Linked DNA regions of Homo sapiens: region 2 is linked to region 1. Evidence: chromatin contacts called from ENCODE Hi-C or POLR2A ChIA-PET data. All regions are on one chromosome and are shown on one strand. Each heading gives the region's core, a stretch centred on a gene start or an enhancer-like site at or near the end of the contact. The rest is flanking DNA. Distances are from core to core; before and after follow the strand shown.

Region 1 (4,752 bases), core at 1,470-3,969:
GAGAGTGGTTAGCTAAGGCTCTTTAGTAACCTTCTCCCAGGAGAGAAATCTACCTTGAAACATGATGGAGCTCTCCACTGTCTGTAGTTTCCTACTGTCTCCTAAAAACCTATCACTCTTGATGTTATCCAGAAAATTAATGGCAAAGGTAAACCCAGGTTCATCTTTAGAAAAACAATGCTCTCTATATAGTCATGAGATCACCAAACATCTCATACAATGGCTGGTAAATTCTAGGTACTCAAGCAGAAGTATTTCTTTTTCCTATAATTTTAAGTCCGTGCCCTGATATTCACTCAACAAATATCCATTATTCCATAAATATTTGAGGCATCATTCTACATGCTGAAAATACTGCCCTAAAAATGTTTATATTTACTTTGAGAGACAGACAATAAACAAACATATGATGTAAGAGTATCACTACATACTTAGGCTTTAAATTCAATAAAATATTTTTTTACCTATGTCACCTGGAATGCCAACAAGAATATTACTTCTAAAAGTGAGTTTTTGGTGTAAAAATCATGAGACAACTGATTTAAGTATCACAAACCAACACTTAATAATTACCTACGATGTAAGTTAGCAATATTCATTTTCCAGCAAATTGGAAGCATTTTCACTTCAATGGATTTATATATTTCTAAAAAATTGAACTTGTACAAATTAGAAATATAGCAGTTATCACCATAAACTATGTTGGCAGTCAACTTGAGCCTAATGCTACAATCCATAACTATCACAGGAAAGTAAGGTAGGTTTTTTTATATCAGTTACATCTGAAAAGAGTCACAATTTCTGGGCCTCTTAAAGTATGAACTCACATAGGAGTCAATCATGACTAGTTTAATTTTATTTTACTTTGTTCATTTTCATATTTGTATTCAATAAGGTACTTTCGCAACGATCCAAATGTAACAGAACCACAGATTAACACAGAATTAAACAGGCACTCACATCTCAAGTACCACATCAAAGCCAAAAGTTAACAATTAGTGCAAGTGGCCCCTTTGTGCAGAGAACTACAAAAATACAACCTGTAGTAACCATGATCAGCAGCAAAGTGCTCCTAATTCTCAAATAGTGGATTTCTTTTCTTATGAAATTAATGGGTGGTAAGGACTTAGTTTGAAATTAATAAAATATCAGGGAAAAAATGTGATATCTAATGGGGAAACATTTTCCATGAGCAAAACTAATGAAAGAAATCACAAAAGAAAACATTGACAGATTTGGGTACATGAAACTTTTAAACATCTGTACATTAAAAGGCAAACCAAATACTAGTTTAAAAAATACCATAAATACAACGCAGACTGAATACACTGAATATATGCAAAGATTTGTGAAGGAAGATAAAATACTAAGATTCCAAAAGAAAAATGGGAAAAGAAGTATTAATGGGTATGGTGTTATGATAGCTATATTGGTTTTTGTCCACAGTTCCTAGCTCCTAACTCCCACAGTCCTTGTTATAATGCTGGGGTACTTTAGGCCTCAGGAAACAGAATCTCTCTCTCTCTGACCTCCTGTCCTTTCACCTGCCCAAGGCAGGGCTCTAATCTGATTGTGGATCAAAAGACACTCATTCCAGAGAGTCCTGCTCCATATCCTACGGGAAGGAAAGCTACACAGAAAGGCCAAGAAAAGTCTGAATAGACAGGCCTTGCTGGATTTAGATAATGTGCTTTTTGTCCAATCACATTTCTACACGGTTGTCAACCAGGCCATGTAATAAAACCTCCTTGTATAAAAACCCAAAGGACCAGGTTTGAAGAGCTTCTGGAGAGGTGAACATGTAGAAGTTCTTGGAAGGTGGCACGCCAAAGGAGGGCACGGAAGCTCCGTGCTCCTTCCCTGATACCTTGCCCTACACAACGCTTCATCTGAATCCTTTGTAATATCCTTTTAAATAAATCAGTAAACATGTTTCCCTGAGTTCTGTAAGCTGCTCCAGCAAATTAATTAAACCCAAACATGGGGTTGTGGGAACACCAACTTAAAGTTGGTCAGTCAGAAGTCTGGAGGCCTGGATTTACCAATGATGTCCAAAGATGTAAGGGGCAGTCTTGGGGACTGAGCCCCCAACCTGTGGAATCTGACACTATCTTAGGGTGGATAGTGTTGGAACTGAATTGAGAACATCCAGCCAGTGTACGCTGTTTGGCATGTGGAGAAAAAAACCCACAGCTTTTGTCACAGAAGTGTTTTCTGTGTTGATGATTGTCATGGTGGTATGAAAGCAGAGGAAAGACACGGTTTGAGAGTTTTTCTGAAACAGTAGGCAATTCACAAAAGAAAAAATTGGTTAAACATTTGAAAAATGTTTCTGTTCAATAAATACAATACAGGCACACCTCATTTTATGGCACTTCACTTTATTGCACTTTGCAGGTGTTTTTTTTACAAATTGAAGGTGTGAGGCAACCCTGCATTGAGCAAGTCTGTCAGTGCTATTTTTCCAACAGCATGTGCTCACTTCCTGTCTCTGTGTCACATTTTGGTAATTCCCACAATATGTCAAACTTTGTCATATTATTACATCTGTTTTGGTGATTTCTAATCTGTGATCTTTGATGTTACTACTAATCTTTTGGGGAATGCCACAAACTGCACTCACAGAAGACGGCAATCAATCAACAAATGTCAAACAATCAACAAATGTCGTTTGAGTTCTGACTGCTCCACCCACCAGCCATTCCCCATCTGCCTCCCTCTCTTTGGGCTCTCTAGTCTCTGAGACCACAACACTGAAATTAGAATGGCCTCTAAGTTCAAGCGAAACTTGAAAGTGAAAGGAAGAGTCACAGGTGTCTCATTTTAAATCAAAAGCTAGAAATGATTAAGCTTAGTGAGGAAGACATTTGAAAGTTGAGAGGCTGAAAGCTAGGATTGTACCAGTTAGCCAAGTTGTGAATGCAAAGGAAAAGTTTTTGAAGAAAATTAAAAGTACTACTGCAGTGAACACATAAATGATAAGAAAGCAAAACAGCCTTACTGCTGAGATGGAAAGTTTTAGTGTTCTGGAGAGAAAGAAGATCAAATCAGCCACAACATTCTCTTAAACCAAAGCCTAATCCAGAGCAAGGCCCTAACTCTCTTCAATTCTATGAAGGCTGAGAGAGGTGAAGAAACTCAGAAGAAGAGTTAGAAGCCAGCAGACATTGGTTCATCAGGTTTCGGGAAGGAAGCTGTCTCCATAACATGAAAGTGCAAGCTCACCAGCAAGTTATCCAGAAGATCTAGCTAAAATGATTGATAAGGTGACTACAATAAACAACAGATTTTCAGTATAGATGAAACAGCCTTCTCTTAGAAGAAAATGTCATCCAGGACTTTCATAGCTACAGAGGAGAAGTCAATGCCTGGCTTCAAAGGTTCAAAGAACAGTCTGACTCTCTTATTAGGGGCTAATGCAGCTGGAGACTTAAAGTTGAAGCCAATGCTTATTTACAATCTGAAAATCGTAGGGCCCTTAAGTATGCTTTAAGAAAAATAAGAGGTATTAATTTTTATAAAATGTGCTCATTAGCTACTGGAAGAGTGAAATTGTTGTTTTTTTTTTAAATTAGGAATATGTATCGAGAGCCTTTAAAATGCTTACATACTTTTTTTCCCAGTTATTTTATTCCTGAGTATTTTTTAAGGAAACAATTCAAAAGACAAAATTCTGTGCAAAAAAAGGGTTCATCACAGCATTATTTAGGATAGCAAGGAGCTATAAACAACCTAAATGCTCCCAAACTATGTTTATAGCAATAAATATTATAAAAAGTGTGGTAGCCCAAGTGTAGCAGATCAGGGGAACAAGAATGAAATTCCCAAAACCTCACCAAAAAATTTTATGAAGAATCAAATCACAGGATGTTGTAATTTGTGAACTGTTATCTTTTTCTTATCAATATAGAAGTTAACAACAACAACAACAAGCTCTCTTTATACAGAAGGTCACCTGTGGGAAGTGTTACTCAAGAATGCTGAGAACATCTTCGGTTTCACAGTGGGGCAGAACTGACAGGGAGCTAAAGACTGAAAGCAACAGAAAAAGAACATCTTTTCTCACCAGCCTACATCAGAAAAGCAGATACATTTTTTTAACTTTCTTCTTTAAAAATCTTTATATTTTTTATTTTTAAGTCTGTGGTGTTTAAGTTGCACGATTTTAAGGTCATCTGCTTTTAAATTCAATATCATGGCTTCATGTGTGCAAAGAAAGCAGTAATACTGTTTAAAAAGAAATGAGGAATCTAAACTTCCTTAAATTAACATTTGAAGGTTTGAGCACAGTGAAACCAAGGTTCAATATCAAGACATTAATTTGTTCAGAAAAAAAAATACTGTATCTTAAACAGAAAAAAATCTCTAAACTACCTTTGCTGAACAGAAATAACGTATCAGTACCATGTTCCTACAAACTAACAGAAGATGCTACAGGTCGTAAATATTAAGAAAGAAAACTTTTTTCTCTAATTTTATATTCATTCTTGCTACATTTGAAAGGACTGAACGGAATATTCCATTCAGATAGGCCAAAGTTCAAAGTCTGTACCTGGATGAGGACATGAATTTCAAACACAAACCACAATCTGAAAAATAGTCTGTCTCTAGTTACTTTATACAAAACACTATGCTAAGGTCTCAATTTAAGAAAGCTGACAAGAATTGCATTTATTCAATGAATCAATCAGTTCTACACTAAAAACTAGGTTACATACATTCTGATATTTGTTTTCTATATGAAAAAAAAAG
Region 2 (4,752 bases), core at 1,326-3,825, 100 kb before region 1:
AGGCAAGGATTTAGGCTTCTTTAATAACAATGCTTTTCAAAAAATTAACTTCTCTTCCCTATTTATTATAATCGTTCTTCTCTGCTCTTGCCATGCCAAAAGAAAAATATAATTAGCAATATGAGTAATTAGTTGGTTGGTGACCAGATGGTATGGATGAAGGACATCACCTAAGAAGGAGGTGCAAATGGAAACGGCAGGTGTCTAACCAACATGCTTGGGTAATGTCAATGCCACCAGATTACATCATCATGTGAATTCAGCCATCCGCATGCATGGTTTAAAGACAAAAAGAAATAGTAATAGACTTCCCATTGCCACTTTAGAATGCAGAGCTGAATGGGGCCTCTATGCGATAACCAGCCAACATCCACAGAGCCCCTGCTGTGACACCCATACACACCTATAACAGACACTGTCAGAGCACGGATTGTGCACCCTGACGATGACGAAAACGTGCTGGAAGTGGGATCGGATGTTTTTTGGGCTGAATGGCTGTGCTCCAGGCTCTTGGAAAACAATTGTTACGATATCATTTCCAATGTGCCGCTTCCTCAGGAGCTACAAGAAAAAATAAGCAACCAACATAAATAACAATCATTTGCTTCCCCCGCCACCCCAATTCCCTTATATAGCTGTATTTAAAACATCCATTCCTAATCAGTACACATGAAGGTAGGTAATCTACACAGGTACTGTCAATGTTTTCACCTGCCTTATTCCCTCTAAGGAAGAACATAGAAACGAACATTCTGAAATTTGCATAAAAGATACAGCCATTCAAATAGATCTACCCAATATCTGGCATATTATGCCAGGTCCCAACATCACCAAACCCTCAGTTTCTATAACAACAGTGTTGTTCCATTTTCACATAAGAAAAACACGTGCCACAGGGAAGATTTTTAGAGATGAGAATGGCTGAAATAATTACAATGTAATTTATGTTCTGGTTTAACTGGCCTCATTGAAAGAAAATGTGGCTAAGGTGTTTTCTGATATATGTTTTGTGTCACAAGCTGGGCATGTAGAAAAGAATAATATTCCAGAATGTTGCAACAATTAAAAGCAGGTAAATTTCAGGTTTAAACAGCTTCTTTAACTGCAATGAAAGCTGCTTAGGGACACCCTCTGTTTCACATTCACTGGGTTTTGGATGGGTGGCTTTCAAACTCAGGCACCCCAAATCATCCTAGGTCAGTGCCTTTCAGCAGTTAATTCAATAGTGTAAAGGAAAACCAAACAAAATTTGTGTTTCTCAAACTTACTGTACGGAGGCTCTTAAAAAAGAAAAACAACTAAGTGTGACATTTATATAAACTATCCATTAGACATAAGCTTGTACTTACAAAACTTGTATTTAAAAAAATATTCTCTGGTGACATTAAGGCATACAAATTGCAAACCAGTAAAATCAGTGATCTAGTATTGGCTGCCAGGTGGGAGAAATAATAGCCTTTTAGATTAGGGTTGCAAATTGGGAGTTAGAATGTTCAGGAAATGCACTTTTAACCTCAGGAATTTGAAAGCATCCCAAATTGTCTTCTAATGAAGCAATTTATTTCTGAGTTCATTTCTAAATATGATATACAAACAGACGTTATGAAAATAAAGGCTGGTGTGTATTGATTGCTCTACAGAACATACCAATAATTAAAGATTATTAATCTACTCAAGATCTTGGACATACCAAAAACAAATACTATTTATCTACATGTTATGCCATTCCTGCATAAATGATGTCATTTTCTGTAATATTATTCATTCTTCAAAATATGGCTTGACATATAAAAATAAATGTCTTAATAAAGGACCCAAATAGAAACAAATCCATTTTTCCATCTTATACTACATATAATGAAAAATATTTTATTAAAAATATTTGCAAAAGAATTTTTAAAGATACATTTTTCCTGGTTTTTTTTTCCAAGCATAAAGTAATCTACATAGAGGAAAATAAATTTTTTGGCTAGAGAGTGAAAATTTTTTCATATGTTGCAGTACCAATTTCTTTCTCATTCTGATTTAAGACTGTAACATTTTTGCCTTGATTGGACTCCAAAATTAAATAATTGAGAGAGCTGCCATTTAAATGCCCACTTTCTCTGCCTACCACTTCAACTCATTTAGTTACAAATAATCAATCCAATCTTGTTAGTAAATTTTTTACCCTTACAAATCTCATCTTTCTCTTCTAAGTGATCAGGCAGAATAAGCCTTTATGCTCTCTTTAAGGATCATTTTGTTAATGTTCTTAAATTTTTTATCTACTGACTGGTCAGAATAAGTTTATTATGCCTTTCTTAGCATGGTGTTTTTCTTTCAAAGAGAGCTAAAATCTGGAATTTGCATAAAACAAATTATCAACAAAGTACAGATCAGGGAGTTTATCTTAAAACAGGTTTACTTCAGATTTATAGCTGATTCATTGCTTTGCTCTCTATTTTTTATTACACTGGCAATCATGAAAGGCAAAACTTTGTTACCTAGATTTGTGATTTAATCAAATGTAAACTGATAAAGTGTTAGATTAGATCAGTGTTTGGTTAACTTCTGTGAAAGAGGATGTGATTCATTCTGCAGCTGGCCTGTGCTCTGTTAGCACAACAATTGACAAAAACAAAAATCCATATCCATTTGAAGGTCAGAAGTAAAATTGGACTGCTCAAGTTTGTAATAGCTTTTAAAAGAAGTGTGTGTTAGCTCTCTGGTTCTTTTAAATTTCAATTTGCTACTATTTATTTTAAAATATTTTAAAAAATCAACTACCACATATTCCCTAAAACAATAGTGCCAGTTTCCAGTTTGCTCTGTAACAATCTGTCACCTCTTAGTTTCCACATTTTACTACCTCACTTACACTTTAGTAATTGGGCATTGAGCTTTTAGATCATTTTAAGAGAAGCTCTGTGTATGATGTGCACATATGCAATTGTTATTTATGTTCTTTGCTATCTCCCAATGAACATGGTAAGGAAGAATATCATTCTGTTGACATTTGACTTTTTTCCAAGTTAGTATTTTATATCTCCTTTGAAATCTATAATGCAACCTCAGAACTTTCCTATTCTGTGCACTGACCTCTTGAGATGAAACTTCACCCACTCATGGATGTTCTTTGCAACCCTGCAGAGTCATGTAATCACCAATGATTTCAACTTGTTCCTCAGATTTCATGAAAACCTCAATCCCCGTGGGTGAAAAGCAAATGATTAATTCACAAAGGCATCCAGCTGGCTGTTAACCTAAAATTTGTGTCTCTTCATTTGTTTTCAGTTCATTTGCTATTCCTTACTTCCACAAAGCACAAAGCTTCCCGCTGCTGTGACAGGTGCAACACTAAATTCTGGTTTAAGATTTTACAAACTTGCCACTTAGGCTTCTAGAGGAAATGAAACAAGGGTGAAAACACAGATAACAGGAGGATCTCTTACCTGTTGTTTGTTGTTGGGTGTGTATGGCAGCATGGTAGAAACATGGAACATAATTTCATAATCTTTGTATGTTGTGTACAGAGAATGGGTTCCAGTGGAGTCAGCTACAGTTAAAAAAAATATAATGATGAGATGACTATAACAGGAAAAATAATTTATTTAAGAGAAATATCTCAAAAAAGAAAAGAGAAGAAAAGAAAATGATTTAGGATGAAAAGATTCTAGACAAGACAGGTGTTCTTCCTTTTTTTTTTTGTATTTGATCCTCTTTGGCAGTCTAGTGAAGCCTACGGATCAGATCCCTTCTCAGAATAATATTTGTAAAAGTATAAAATAAAAAACATAAGATTTCAAAAGAAATTATATCGAAGCGCACAGTATCAAATAATTTTAAATATGAATGCACAAGATTTATATAACAAGATTTAGCAGTTGGTCTAATATCTACTGTAATGCTGAAGACATGATGAGCACAAACACTCTTGAGATGTCTGCAACAACAAATAATATAATACGAAAATATCTGTGCTTTCTATTGGCAATGAAATCACAGGTAAATGAATTACTGTGGTTTACTGCCTATGGCCATAATGAACAGAAATGCTAAATTTCAACTTGGGGTCAGTGAAAATAAAGAAAATCTTATTTCCCATCCAAGTTCACAGACCCCTGAATTCTGTCGACACATCAAGTTAGGAAACATTTTTCTAATACTTCCAATTCAAGCAAGAGACTTGTTTTGTTCTTAAAAAAAAAAAAAAAGACAATAATTTAACAAGACCATTAACACTGAAGAACAAAGTTGACACAGCAACGTCTAACAATTTTTTTAAGACTTAAGCATGTTGTGTTCTCACTTTCCTTAAGAAAAAAAAAACCTCTACTGCCTTTATCTTAACAAAGTTTCAGAATCAGTGTTCCCACAAGTACCTGGAAGCTGCAGAAAAAAGTTATTAACTTCCCAACTCAAAGGGAATACCTGTTTAGACTCAAAGGATCTGGACTTAGGGGTTGCAAAAGGAACAGAAGTACATTCACTGTAGGTAAACTCAACCCTCTATCAACCCAATTTTTTTTTTTTTTTTTTTTTTGAGACAGTCTCACTCTGTCGCCCAGGCTGGAGTACAATGGTGCGATCTCGGCTCACTGCAACCTCTGCCTCCTGGGTTCAAGCGATTCTCCTGCCTCAGCCTCCTGAGTAGCTGGGACTATAAGTGCATGCCACCATGCCTGGCTAATTTTTGTAGTTTTAGTAGAGACGGGGTTTCACCATGTTGGCCAGGATGGTCTCAATCTCCTGACCTTGTGATCCACCCAC

The links. A loop is a pair of places that touch in the nucleus more often than their neighbours do. ChIA-PET counts read pairs that join two places held with the same protein, here RNA polymerase II (POLR2A). Pooled maps may share reads with other maps.
Region 2: a loop to region 1 is called in a map of naive thymus-derived CD4-positive, alpha-beta T cell, with 2.0 times the contacts of the local background. The contact joins two enhancer-like sites. A Hi-C loop is called at or near these places in 2 of 168 maps with a recorded cell type or tissue (endothelial cell of umbilical vein and naive thymus-derived CD4-positive, alpha-beta T cell), 12 of 37 single-sample maps with no recorded cell type and 12 of 50 pooled maps. POLR2A ChIA-PET finds 5 or more read pairs at or near these places in 3 of 52 experiments (OCI-LY7, WTC11 and activated T-cell).

What each region holds. Positions count from the first base shown.
Region 1 is chr14:71,553,763-71,558,514 of GRCh38, reverse strand. The region is part of intron 4 of SIPA1L1 (signal induced proliferation associated 1 like 1); the gene reads right to left. Among named protein-coding and RNA genes, the nearest start is that of SNORD56B, 160 kb to the right of the region's middle. RefSeq lists a silencer at 2,373-2,472 and enhancers at 2,893-2,952, 3,063-3,122, 3,283-3,342. Within about 2 kb of position 2,719, at least 9 of the 41 ENCODE cell types and tissues checked have a DNase peak (open chromatin) inside an H3K27ac peak, as active enhancers do.
Region 2 is chr14:71,657,119-71,661,870 of GRCh38, reverse strand. SIPA1L1 (signal induced proliferation associated 1 like 1) reads right to left here. Exons shown (of 24, transcript NM_001386936.1): 9 at 3,435-3,538; 10 at 404-561. Among named protein-coding and RNA genes, the nearest start is that of SNORD56B, 260 kb to the right of the region's middle. Within about 2 kb of position 2,575, at least 3 of the 41 ENCODE cell types and tissues checked have a DNase peak (open chromatin) inside an H3K27ac peak, as active enhancers do.